Regions from separate parts of the Homo sapiens genome. Here region 1 is linked to region 2. Evidence: chromatin contacts called from ENCODE Hi-C or POLR2A ChIA-PET data. All regions are on one chromosome and are shown on one strand. Each heading gives the region's core, a stretch centred on a gene start or an enhancer-like site at or near the end of the contact. The rest is flanking DNA. Distances are from core to core; before and after follow the strand shown. Region 1 overlaps KIAA1671. Region 2 overlaps SPECC1L (sperm antigen with calponin homology and coiled-coil domains 1 like).

Region 1 (5,874 bases), core at 2,299-4,798, 560 kb before region 2:
GCCTAGTAGAGACAATCCTGTCTCTATTAAAAATACAAAAAAATTAGCCGGGCATGGTGGCACATGCCTGTATCCCAGCTACTTGGGAGGCTGAGGCAGAATTGCTTGAACCGGGAGGTGGAGGTTGCAGTGAGCCGAGATCACGCCATTGCACTCCAGCCTGGGCAACACAGCGAGACTCCGTCTCAAAAAAAAAAAAAAAAAAAAAAAAAAACCATCATATGCAGTTTGGGGTCTGTACTGAGAGGAGCGAGAGCAGGGAATGGGCGGGTCATGGGGAGGACTGTCCTTTCCTGTGTGCCACCACCCTCCCCACCTGCACAGATGTAGCTTCCTCACTGGCCTCCGGGCCTCCACTTCTGCCCCTGAGCACAAGTCCATTCCCTTTTCAGCAGTCAGGGTTTTTTAAAAGCCCAAACCGAGTCCTGCCATGAAGGGCAACTGCAGTTAAAATGAACCCCACATTGCCCTGCACTAGCCTGGCCCCCTGAACCTCTCCCCCTTGCTCCCTGTGCCTTCAGGTCTTCCAGCACAATGCCCAGCTTGCTCCTGCCTGGGGGCCTTTGCACTTGCCGGTCCTGCTACCTACAACACTCTCCCCGTGGGCTCTTCAGATGGCCCCTTTGTCTCCTTCAGGTCTCAGCACATAGGTCACTTCCTCCCAGAGCCCTCCCCTAGCCACCCCATCGAAAGCAGACACCGTCTTCCACATTACCTTCTTTTATTTTCACCATCGCTCTTAATCATTATCTGAAGTTCTGGTTTATGAACGGACTTTTGTGCCTGCTTCTCCCCACTAGAATGTCAGGACTACGAAGGCACTGAACCCTGCTGCATCCTTGGTGCCCAGAACAGTGCCTGGCACAGAGTAGGTACTTAACAAATATTGTTAGATGAGATGGATGGATGGATGAAAGAAAGAGCTGGAAGGAAGGAAGGAAGGGAGGGAGGGAAGGAGGGAGGGAAAGAAAGAAATAAAGAATAAGTGGATGGAATGGAAGGTAGTAGATGGAAAGAAGGAAGAAAGTACAGGTATGTGGATGGAAGGAAAGATGAATGAAATGATAGATGAATACACACATGGATGCATGGATGCATATATGGATGGATGCATATATGGATGGATGGATGGATGCATGCATGCGTGCATGCATGAGTGGATGAATGGGTAGGTGGATGGATGAATACAAAATGGAGGAATGGATGGAAGAATGGATGGAAAGCAGCTATACGGTAGACAGAAGACTGAATGGGTAGTTCTGACCATATGCTTATGAGCACAGGGTCCTGAATGCAGATCTCTCATGAGCACTGTTTTCTGAGCAGTGAAATAAGGTAAACCATATAAAACATGTAGCAAGTGCTCAATAACCATTAACCATGTTTATGATCAATATTTTAGTTGTTGTTAACCACTGTAATATATCTGTCTGGGTGATAACATTTTGCATAATGTTGGTCTGCCTGCCTACCTACCCATTTTTCCTTCATGTTCTGCAATGATCCTATATGGTTTTAGGAATAAACACCACAGAAAGTTATGTTTAAAGATTCCCATCTCTCTCTAGCATGATCTTGGACTTCAAAGCCCTGACCAGGTAGAAGGGAAACTGAGTCACCAGCTGGGACCCTAGCCTGTTCCAGGCACCTACCCTCCCTCAGTCCCCTCCCACTAGACACACCCTGGAACATGAAACCCCCAAGTTCATGCTCCCTTTGGAAGCACTGCTAAAGAAACCTCTCTGGAAACTGTGGCACGTTAAGAATTCCAGCCTGTTTGAGGAAGCACTCAGGCCACAGCCCAGGGGAAGCCCAGGTAACCCCCCAACCCTCTACCTACAAGCCAAACTCTTTCCTTCATGATCCACGACCCCCCCAAAAAAATACCAATTTCTGGGTGCAAATTCAGTACCACATCCCACAGCAGCCAGATGGATCACCCCCAAATTTGAGAGACACTGGGAATGTACCATGTTGTGGGTACAACATTCACACTGGGGGACCCCAGGGGATAACCCCAAGATTTAGCAGCCATCCTTCAGGGAAACTAAAACAGAGAAACAGGGCTCAGAGCATCATAAACTAAAGGCAACCTGGCATGGCATTGAGGTGTCATGAACAAGAAAAACAAGGAGCTTTTCTCAAGAACAGCCCCAGGAGAAGACTCACTTCTACACAAGGGGTAGATGCCCAAATTTGTGGATATTCGGTTGGCAAGGGAGCTATGTCTCACATGGACAGCTCTGGGTAGTACCAGCAAAAATAGGAATAACCACTATGGCTGTCCTTCATTGATCACTTCCCATGTGGAATCAGACAGCTAGATAGTAGTATCAATGACAGCAGCTGGCTAGGCGTGGTGGCTCACACCTGTAATCCCAGCACTTTGGGAGGCCAAGGCAGGTGGATCACCTGAGGTCAGGAGTTCAAGACCAGCCTGACCAACATGGTGAAACCCCGTCTCTACTAAAAATACAAAATTAGCTGGGCATGGTGGCACGTGCCTGTAATCCCATTACTCGGGAGGCTGAAGCAGGAGAATCACTTGAATCCGGGAGGCAGAGGATACAGTGAGCCAATATCACACCATTGCACTCCAGCCTGGGCAACAAGAGTGAGACTCTGTCTCAAAATAAGTAAATAATAAATAAATTACAGCAGCTACAGTTGATTACGATGATTGAGTGAGATAGTGCATAGCAAGTGCTTAGCACAGGGTCTGGCTCAGTCTGCATTGTTGGTGCTGTTATAAATATACTAGATCAAGCTTGTCTAAACCATGGCCCTCGGGCTGCAGGACAGCTTTAAATGAGCCCAACACAAATTCATAAACTTTCTTAAAATGTTATGAGTTTTGTTTTGTTTTTTTTTTTAGCTCATCAACTATTGATAGTGTTAGTGTACTTTATGTGTGGCCCAAGACAATTTTTCTTCTTCCAGTGTGGCCCAGGGAAGCCGAAAGATTGGACCCCTGTACTAGATGATGATGATGATGAGAAGGAGGAAGAGGCACTGACGATGTGCCTGGCTGTGCTAGGAGCCTTTACATGATAAAGGCACATCTACCCTATTAGGTAAGCCCTACCATTAGCCTCATTTTATAGAGACGGAAACCAAGGATGGCCCAGGTTGTATAATGTATTGGTTCAAGGTCACAGAACTAGTACAGCACAGCTTCACTTCCCTACAGATGTCTCCAACCCCAAACTCCCCTCTGAAAACCAGGCTCCATGACCTGCCCTGCCCTATGGCTCCCCCAGCCCTTTCCTCTCTCTGGCCTTCTGGGATCCTGCAGTGTCCAGGTGACATCATGGCTTTCAGACCTTCTTGGAGGTAGTGGGCCGACCTTGTCCTTCTCCCCTGGTGTCTCGAGCCTGTCCTCCAGAAGCCACTGCTGAAGTCAGCGGGGGAGGTGGAAGGGTTCTTGGTGAGCTCATTTTACAGGGGCCACCTCCCAGCCTGCTGGGACTGTCCGGTGGCTTTAACTTGGACAATGCCCAGGCCTCAGCAGGGACAGGAAGCATCCCGGAGTGATAAAGATCAGGACTGGTTTGAGAGTTTGCCCAGAGTGCTTTGTGTGAGTCAAACTCCCTGGCCCAAGCCCCGTTCTGAGCAGTTCCCACCTCGGCTGTGCCTGGCGGAGGGGGTCTTCTCTGAAGCCTGTTGTCTAAATCCACTACTTATCAATTACAGCATCCATAGAAGGGGCCCCTCTCTAAACAGTGCACAGACCTTCACTCATTTAATCCTCATAGCAACCCAGTTTTACAGAGCAGAAGCTGAAGTTCATACTGGGTAGTGATCTCCCTACGGTCACAAAGCCAAGCGGTTACAGAGCCAGGGTGGAATATAAGCCGCCTCAGTATAAAGCCCACATTCTACATGTGCCCCAAGACACGGAGCTGAAATCTCAATCAATATGTATGTATGCAGAGTGTGATGAAAAGTCTAAATCACAGCCCAGAATATTAGCACCAGTTATCTTTAGAATGTGGGATTATGGATTTTATCTCCTTTTTATTTATCTGTACAGGCAGCCCTCAGTATCTGTCGGTTTCACATCCAAGGATTCAACCAAGCTCGGATGAAAAATATTGTTTTTAAAAAATGGATGGTTGTGTCTGTAATGAACATGTACAGAGGTTTTTTTTTGTCATTATTCCATAAACAATACAGTGTAACATCTCCTTACCTAACACTTACATTGGATTAGGTATCATAAGTAATCTAGAGATGATTTAAAGTATTTGAGAAGATATGCGTAGGTTATATGCAAATACTACACCATTTTATATACAGGACTTGAGCTTGCTCAGATTTCGGTATCTGAGGGAGATCTGGAACCAATCCCCTGAGTATACCAAGGGACAACTACATTTTGAAATGTTCAACAACAAAAACGAGGCCGGGCACGGTGGCTCACACCTGTAGTGCCAGCACTTTGGGAGGCTGAGGTGGGCAGATCACTTGAGTCCAGGAGTTCAAGACCAACCTAGGCAACAATGGGAGATTCTGTCTCTGCAAAAAAATTTTAAAAATTAGCCGGCATGGTGGCACACACCTGTAGTCCCAGCTACTCAGGAGGTTGACGTGGGAGAATCGCCTGAGCCTGGGAGGTCAAGGCTGCAGTGAGCCATGACTGCACCACTGCACTCCTACCTGGGTGACAGGGCAAGGCCCTGTCTCAACAAAACAAAACAACACAACACAAAACAAAACAATAAAACAATAAAAATGTATTGCTGCATAATAAGGACAAAAAGAGCATAAAAATTATCAATTTGGAAAATAAAAAGAGAGTCATCTCATGCCCAACACATGCATGGTGTGGAGGGGAAGCCAAGTAAGCAGGCGGGTCCCCCAAAGGATAAGATTATGTAATCAATAAAAGTCTGGGAATGTCTCAGTACTCCAGACAGCTCCATGCACACAGTGGGGGCTTTACTTAACATCACCACCCACCCAGATAGAATCGCACGGACACTCCATTTGTCCCAGTGTCCACCGTGTGACCCTGCTAAGAGCTCCCAGCCAGGCTGAAAGACAGAGATCAGCACCCCCATTCCATGGGTGTGGATGCTGGGGTGGATACAGGAAACCATTCCCATGGCTGGGGAGAAAACAGAGCCAGGACATGACTGCGGGCTGCATGGCTCCGGACCCAGGTGGCGTCTTCTACTATAGGCTGCAGCTGGATTCACAGCACAGCCACCTTCCCGGGGTGACTCAGGCCTCAGGGACAAGAACTGGATGGCACCCAGAGAGCCTCCAGGCATGCCCAACAGACTCCAACCAAAGCCAGGGAAGATGGCTCACACCTGCTCTGCTAGGTCAGCCAGCATTCTGGGCATTCCAAAAATTCCTCCATGCTTTTTGCTGCCTTCTCCCCTGCCCCGCCGCCCCCCTTCCCTACCTTTTAATGAATTAAAGGACAGGAAGGCAGAGGGGCTGTGATTAAGACATCTGCATCAAGGCAGGACTTGGAAGCATTACCACTGCCTTTCTCGAGTTAAATCTGACAGTAACCAGGCACCTCGCCTCTCCAAGAAGAAGGTGGTCTACTGGTTGCCAAAGCGTCCTGTCTCATCCAAGTCTTTTTTTCTTTTCTTTTGAGACAGAGTCTCACTCTGTCGCCCAGGCTGGAGTGCAGTGGCATGATCTCGGTTCACTGCAAGCTCCGCCTCCTGGGTTCACGCCATTCTCCTGCCTCAGCCTCCCGAGTAGCTGGGACTACAGGCACCCGCCACCACGCCCGGCTAAATTTTTGTATTTTTTAGTAGAGACAGGGTTTCACCGTGTTAGCCAGGATGGTCTCGATCTCCTGACCTCATGATCCGCCCACCTTGGCCTCCCAGAGTGCTGGGATTACAGGTG
Region 2 (6,067 bases), core at 63-2,562:
ACCTAGGCCAGGTGAGAATCCTCTCTGCCTCAGTCTGTAGTCCTCACACTTTCTGGCCACGAAGATGCAGTCCTGAGGGTAAGACCTGCTACATTCCCAAGAGGCCTGGCCCGCCCTCCATGCGGCTCTCTGCTCTGGCCATGATTTAACAGTTACCACTCCATAAAGGGTTCTGATGACCTAATGAAGAAGGTGCCTTGTGGCAAACAGGGCTTGACAGTTACTGCTGACTGAAGACCCCTGAACACACGCACACGCATGCAATCTCATCTCTTTGATCTCATTGGAATCTCAGAAAGCAGCTCTTTAGGGAGGAAACTAGGACCAGGGAGGAGTGCTAGGCAGGTGGCAGAGAAGACAGGACAGGACAGGAACCCTTGCCCTAGGCATCCTGTGAGCAGTACTCACTTTCACTCTCACAGCCACCCGCAGCAGTCTGGAAGGAGGGTGAGGCTCCGAGAGGCCAAGACACTCACCCAGGCCACACAGCTGGTCTCTGGGATCATTCAAAGTGAGGTGTATCATAGGAGGATGGGCCTGCTTTCCTTTAGTTGTCTAGGTAAGATTTCCTAATGCCCTGTGCACCTTTCCACAGTGAAGTAAGTCTAGGATTAGGGTACAGAGAAGAGGCAGGAATGAAGTATGCAAGACAAATGAAGAATGGGCCAGGACTCACTTGCTCCGTAATTTGCAGGGCCCACTACAAAATGAAAATGCAAGGTCCCCTTGTCCAAAATGCAGAGGAAAAAGTCTATTAAAGGTACTAAAAAAAAGAGCCAGGTCTAAGGGACTAAGTGCTTGATGAAAGAGGCATCCTTGCAGGGAGAGGGGGCCAGGAAGCTTCTTAATAACGTGTGGAGCTCTGTGTGAGGCCAATGGCAACGCCTGGCCCTCAGAGGTCACATTCACTTCTGGAGGAAAACAAACCTTCACTTCCTGCCGCAGCCGCCCCTTCTGCTCCCTGAAACGCAGGCAGCTCTGGCAGGGTCGTGGACGTGCCTGGCCTCACCACTGCACAGCGCCTCGAGGCAGAGGCTCCTGTGTCCCATCCGCCTGGCTGTGGGAACCCCAGCCTTCCCCCTCCGCTTCCTCAAGATAAACCCAACACCCCGCCAGGGAAGAAGCTGCTGCTCCAGCACCCCCGCCCCACCTGGAACCTCCGGGAAGAGAGACTTCTTTTACAAAGCATGCCACAGTGACCTGAACCGGGAAGAAAACAATGGCTTCTTCAGTTCCAGGCTGAGGAAGTTCACATTTGAGTACCTGACAACGAAATTTCCTATCAATACAAGTAAAGCCCAAAAGAAGGCTAGCTGGGGGCCCTACCTCCCTTAACCCTTGGAGGTTTGGAGAGCAGCCAGGCCAGACTGCTGCACGTGGCTCCAAGGCACCCTATGTGATAAGCTGGAGGCAGAAAGTAGGGAGCCCAAGTGAAGCTTGAGCGCCCACTGGCTGCTCTGCTTCCTCCCCCATCCACAGAGATCATGTTGGGAGAATGAGCCGGGCTCTGAAAAAGGGGTTCCTCCAGGGAAGTGAGGAAGAAGCCCGCAGCCCTCTGCTCCCAACGTCACTGGCTGTTGCATGGTTTGAAATGTTCCAGGCTGAAAACTCTAACTGCTAATGAAGTCATATTGACTAAATTATAAGAACAACGAAGCTGGGTTCTCGGAAGGCACGGTGCAAGAACACCAGGCAGGAAGGCGGGGAGCTCCCCTCCACACGGCCACCACGGCCCGTTAATATTATGACGGGATCAGTATCTTGGAGAGGAAACACATGAAACGACACAAAATCGCATGGAATCACCAGAGAAATGGCTTCTCCCTTCCTCACTCAGTCAAGACCTTTGCTCTGCAGGTGTGACCAGCACCCAGTGAGGCCTTCTCCACCCCCTACCTGCCAGCCGCCACCATGCACACAACCCGCCAGCTATCCCCAAACCCAGACCACAGTGGGCTCCAGGCTGCCAGGGGAGCACAGGGAGAGGAGAATGATCCCACAGACCAGCTCTGTGCTTGGCCTCTTGGAGCCTCAGCCTCCTTCCAGACTGCTCTGGATGACTGTGAGAATGACAGTGAGGTACTGCTCGCAGGATGCCTGGGGCAAGGGTTCATGCCCTGTCTTCCCTACTGCCTGCTGAGCACTCCTCCCCTGATCCTGGGGCCCTCATCAAGTGTCTGCAGGCGGCCCCCAGACCTGCCTTTTGCCATCTGCCCCTCATGCCTCTGCTCCATGCCTGGACCCCACAGAAGAGCCTGGGAGCAGCCTGGTGCTCTGTCCCCATCTGCATGAGGTCTGGAACTAAACTTTCTGTTGCTTTCTAAGGTGGCAACAGGTGAATCTGCCTGCGGATTGGTGGCCCCTGGAACTTATGATCCCTACCTTCCCAGGAGGGCTAAAATCACCCTGGATGTTCTTGGCAATTGAGGAAAAAAGCTAAAGCTTTTATGTCTTGGATAAAAACAACTCACCACCACCAGTATGAAGCTTGCGGACAGGGGTCTGAGCCAGGTTTGACACTTCCTGGGCACACTACCCTGGCTGTCTTGGACTTCAGTGAAATCCCAGCCCACACAAGATGACGAGTCTTCGACCCCTACTGAAACTGTAATGTGCTTTACATATGTAAAGTACTTTTTTTTTTTTTTTGAGGCAGAGTCTCGCTCTGTTGCCCAGGCTGGAGTGCTGTGGCGCAATCTCGAATCACTGCAAGCTCCGCCTCCTGGGTTCAAGCAATTCTCTGCATCAGCCTCCTGAGTAGCTGGGATTGTAAGCACCCGCCACCATGCCCGGCTAATTTTTGTGTTTTTAGTAGAGATGAGGTTTCACCATGTTGGTCAGGCTGGTCTCGAACTCCTGACCTCAGGTGATCTGTCCACCTCAGCCTCCCAAAATGTTGGGATTACAGGTGTGAGCTACCGTGCCCAGCCTGTAAGGTATTTTTAGGGTTTAGTTTGCTTACTGTAGAGGAGATGGCTGCTGTGTTGCAGATGGCATGAATCCAAACCAGGACACCAACACGCAACAGAATCACCGAGAAAGTCCCTAGGCTGCTCCTACCTGGAGCCCTGCTCCTGGGGACGTGGCCGCAATTCTGCTGACCCTCATCATATTCATGTGACCTGTAAACCTCCACCTGCCTCCACTGCTCCATGTGTTGCTGCACATGGAGCAATACCACGTGCCCTGGTGTGTGGTTCCTTCCTTCCCTCCTTCTCCCCTTCTCTCTAAGGGGGTTTGGATGAGGAACTCAGATAACAAACTAGCTCGAAATCCCAGCTGCTGGAAGTTCTCACTCAAAACACAACGGTAGGAAGCATGCTCTACAATAACTTGTTTCAAAGCCATTTGGATGCCACAAGGCAGAGCTTTCCACCCCAGCAGGAGGGCCGGGGCCACCAGTGTGTGGATTTGTTTTCTGCAGGCCTGCAAAGATCTTATCAGGATTGGCATACAAACAGAAAAATGAAGGGCCTGGAGTTGTGTTCTTCCACTAACAGTAATGGGGAACCTCCATGTTGGAGAGCAGGAGACACAGTGACACCCTAAAATCTGTGGCCCCAGCATGGAATCCACAGGTGGACGTGGCCATGGCCACACATCTAGGGACAGCCTGTGGGAAAGGGCAGAGGGCCTGGGGATGGGCTGCTCTTTTTGAGGATTCATTTGCACACTCAGCGAGTCCTCACCTGGGGTTTCATGGGTGGGCGGGCATCTTGCTGGACAGGGCTGACACACGGACTTGACATGGGCCAGGGCTCAAGGAGGTTTAAAGGGAAGAGTGGCTGGACTGGGGTCAGAACAGCCAGGAGCAGGGGGAGGGCAGTCAGAGGCCGGCTGGTCAGTGGCTGCAGAGGTCCGTATCAAGTTGGGCTGGAGTGGTGGGTGGGAGATGTAGGGCTCCAGAGATACTTGGCAGCTAAAGCAGACTAGACTTGGCAACAGACTGGCTATGAGGAGGGAGAGCGCATGCAGTGCTCCGGATGGGCCTTGGCTTCTGTGGGCAGAACCAGACGCTGGTGGTGGCCTTCACAGAGGCAGAGCTCCCTGGAGGAAGGTGGGCACTGAGCAGATGAGGGGTGTGTTTTTGTCACCTTAAGTTCAAGATACCTTGGAGATACCCAAAGGTGCTTGGTGGTGCTGACACGTGAGTCAGGAGAGCAGTGCGGAGAGACAGAAAGTGCGGCATCATCGGAGTCCTGTATGGGATCCCCTAGGGATGGTCACAGTGGGCCATAAGCAAGAAGGAGGCCTCGGATCCAGCCCCTCAGCACTCCAACAAGTAATGGCCATGCTGAGGAGAACAGCCTTTAATGGAACACAGGGAAGGGCTGGGGGTTGGGGGAAAGAAACCAGAAGGCAAAGGAAGAGTGTGTTTAAAACAGGACAGAGTGGTCAATGCAGCAGTGATGTGGAGAGGCCACAAGGACTTCCAATCTCCTGCAGTTAGAAACATATGAGTTGCCATGAAGCAACAGGAGCAATGGCGAATAAAGGGAAGAGCAACCACAAATCAGGTTTGTGTGCTTTTAAAAAAGGGAGGGAGTCTCTCACTATGTTGCCCAAGCTGGGCTTGAACTCCTGGGCTGAAGGGTTCCTCCTGCCTCAGCTGCTCAAGTAGCTGGGACTCTGGCCGTATGCCTCGCAAATGAAATTTTCAGAAGCCAGAAAAGCATGAAATTAGATGAGCCATAATAGTGTTACAACTTTCACAGATATCCCTTCTTACGAGTTTATTTCACAGACCTTGCCTAGAAATAGCATTTCTATTTAGTAAAAGTGGCGTTTTCAGTGCATAAGGAAAGTCCTTATCTTCCAGGGGTTTCCCTCTGAGGGAAGGCCATTTACACTTTGCTGAAGAGCGGAGGGGCTGGAGGGCCAAGGGCCTTCCACTCTGCACTCATGTCCTGATTCCTACAGAGACAGCTTCTGATGGAGGCCAGCAGAGCCCTTTAAAGTAAGCTATTCTCAAAGCCAAAACTCACACTTATTTGAGGGGAAAATGCACATTAACGGAAGGAATTTCTATTGTTCACTATTCACAGGCAATGGTGGCAATCTAAGAAGAAAAAAATTAACTTTTTTAAAATAATAGAGACATAGAAAACATATTACTTACTAATTATAATGCAAGTTTCTTACCGATGAATTCAGATTTTGCACTTAGTTTTTTTCAGGTCAATTTAGAGCTTTTCTACTCTACGAGATAATTCCATGTTTGGATTAGGGTCGACAAAACAAGAGAGATGACATGTGCCAGAAGAAACTTTCAAAACGGCCTCTGCACAGACTCGAATGAGAAGCTCTGCCCCATTTTCTCCTAAGGGCACACATCCTTCATCCAGGAAATGTCAACTAAGAGATGTGACAGGGGACAGACAGGGCCTGTTTCACAGTGCCATTTGCTGTCCTTTCTACCCTCATAAAGACTCCTGACAGCCTCACCCCTCCAAGGGACTGGCTGGGTGGTTTCCACTCACTGCTTCTTGACCAAGGATGGAAACCCCAACTGTAGATGTGACCCTGCCTTCTGTCTGTGGCCTTAGGGTGGGATGTGAAAGCCAAGAGATTATACAAATCTCCACAAAAAAGATTAAAAATATGTCATAAAAGATCTCTAAATGTTTTAATTTGTTTGAAGTTTAATTAAGGGCCATAAAATATACTCCCAAATACCACATGCTCTTTAAATAGCTATTAAGGTTCTGGTCTATTTAAGGAAATGCCACTTTTATGGACACAGGGCAAGAAGCCAAGGGCTCTGATTCATCTCTCTGCTGACACATGCAAGCATCCACTTCCTCATGCCTGTCTGAGCCGTGCAGAGCGCTGTCCCCAGGTCCACCTTCAGGCAGAGGTGGTCCTCACTGGTCCTCCAGCTTCACAAGGACACCACACTGTTAAGCTGCAACCCAGTGCACTCAGAATGAAACCTGCTGGGGATCACAGCCCAGCCTCATGAGGTAAGAGTGAGTTACTAACAAAACCCTGGCTCACGATGCCCCCCTATACTGTGGCAGAGTTTGGGAGCCTGAGTGAGGTGAGTGAGGTTCCTTTTCTGTGTAGT

What was found. Hi-C counts contacts between places; a loop is a spot of excess contacts on that map. ChIA-PET counts read pairs that join two places held with the same protein, here RNA polymerase II (POLR2A).
Region 1: a loop to region 2 is called in a map of ascending aorta, with 8 times the contacts of the local background. The contact joins two enhancer-like sites. A Hi-C loop is called at or near these places in 1 of 168 maps with a recorded cell type or tissue (ascending aorta). POLR2A ChIA-PET finds 5 or more read pairs at or near these places in 1 of 52 experiments (activated CD8-positive, alpha-beta memory T cell).

Annotation. Positions count from the first base shown.
Region 1 is chr22:24,967,730-24,973,603 of GRCh38, reverse strand. The region is part of intron 1 of KIAA1671; the gene reads right to left. Among named protein-coding and RNA genes, the nearest start is that of KIAA1671, 18 kb to the right of the region's middle. RefSeq lists an enhancer at 3,443-4,026. Within about 2 kb of position 3,548, at least 18 of the 41 ENCODE cell types and tissues checked have a DNase peak (open chromatin) inside an H3K27ac peak, as active enhancers do.
Region 2 is chr22:24,402,421-24,408,487 of GRCh38, reverse strand. The region is part of intron 14 of SPECC1L (sperm antigen with calponin homology and coiled-coil domains 1 like); the gene reads right to left. All of the region lies in intron 15 of SPECC1L-ADORA2A (SPECC1L-ADORA2A readthrough (NMD candidate)), which reads right to left. It overlaps LOC105372960 (a long non-coding RNA gene), which reads left to right and starts at 5,829. Exons shown (of 2, transcript XR_938082.3): 1 at 5,829-5,963. RefSeq lists an enhancer at 1-99. Within about 2 kb of position 1,312, at least 8 of the 41 ENCODE cell types and tissues checked have a DNase peak (open chromatin) inside an H3K27ac peak, as active enhancers do.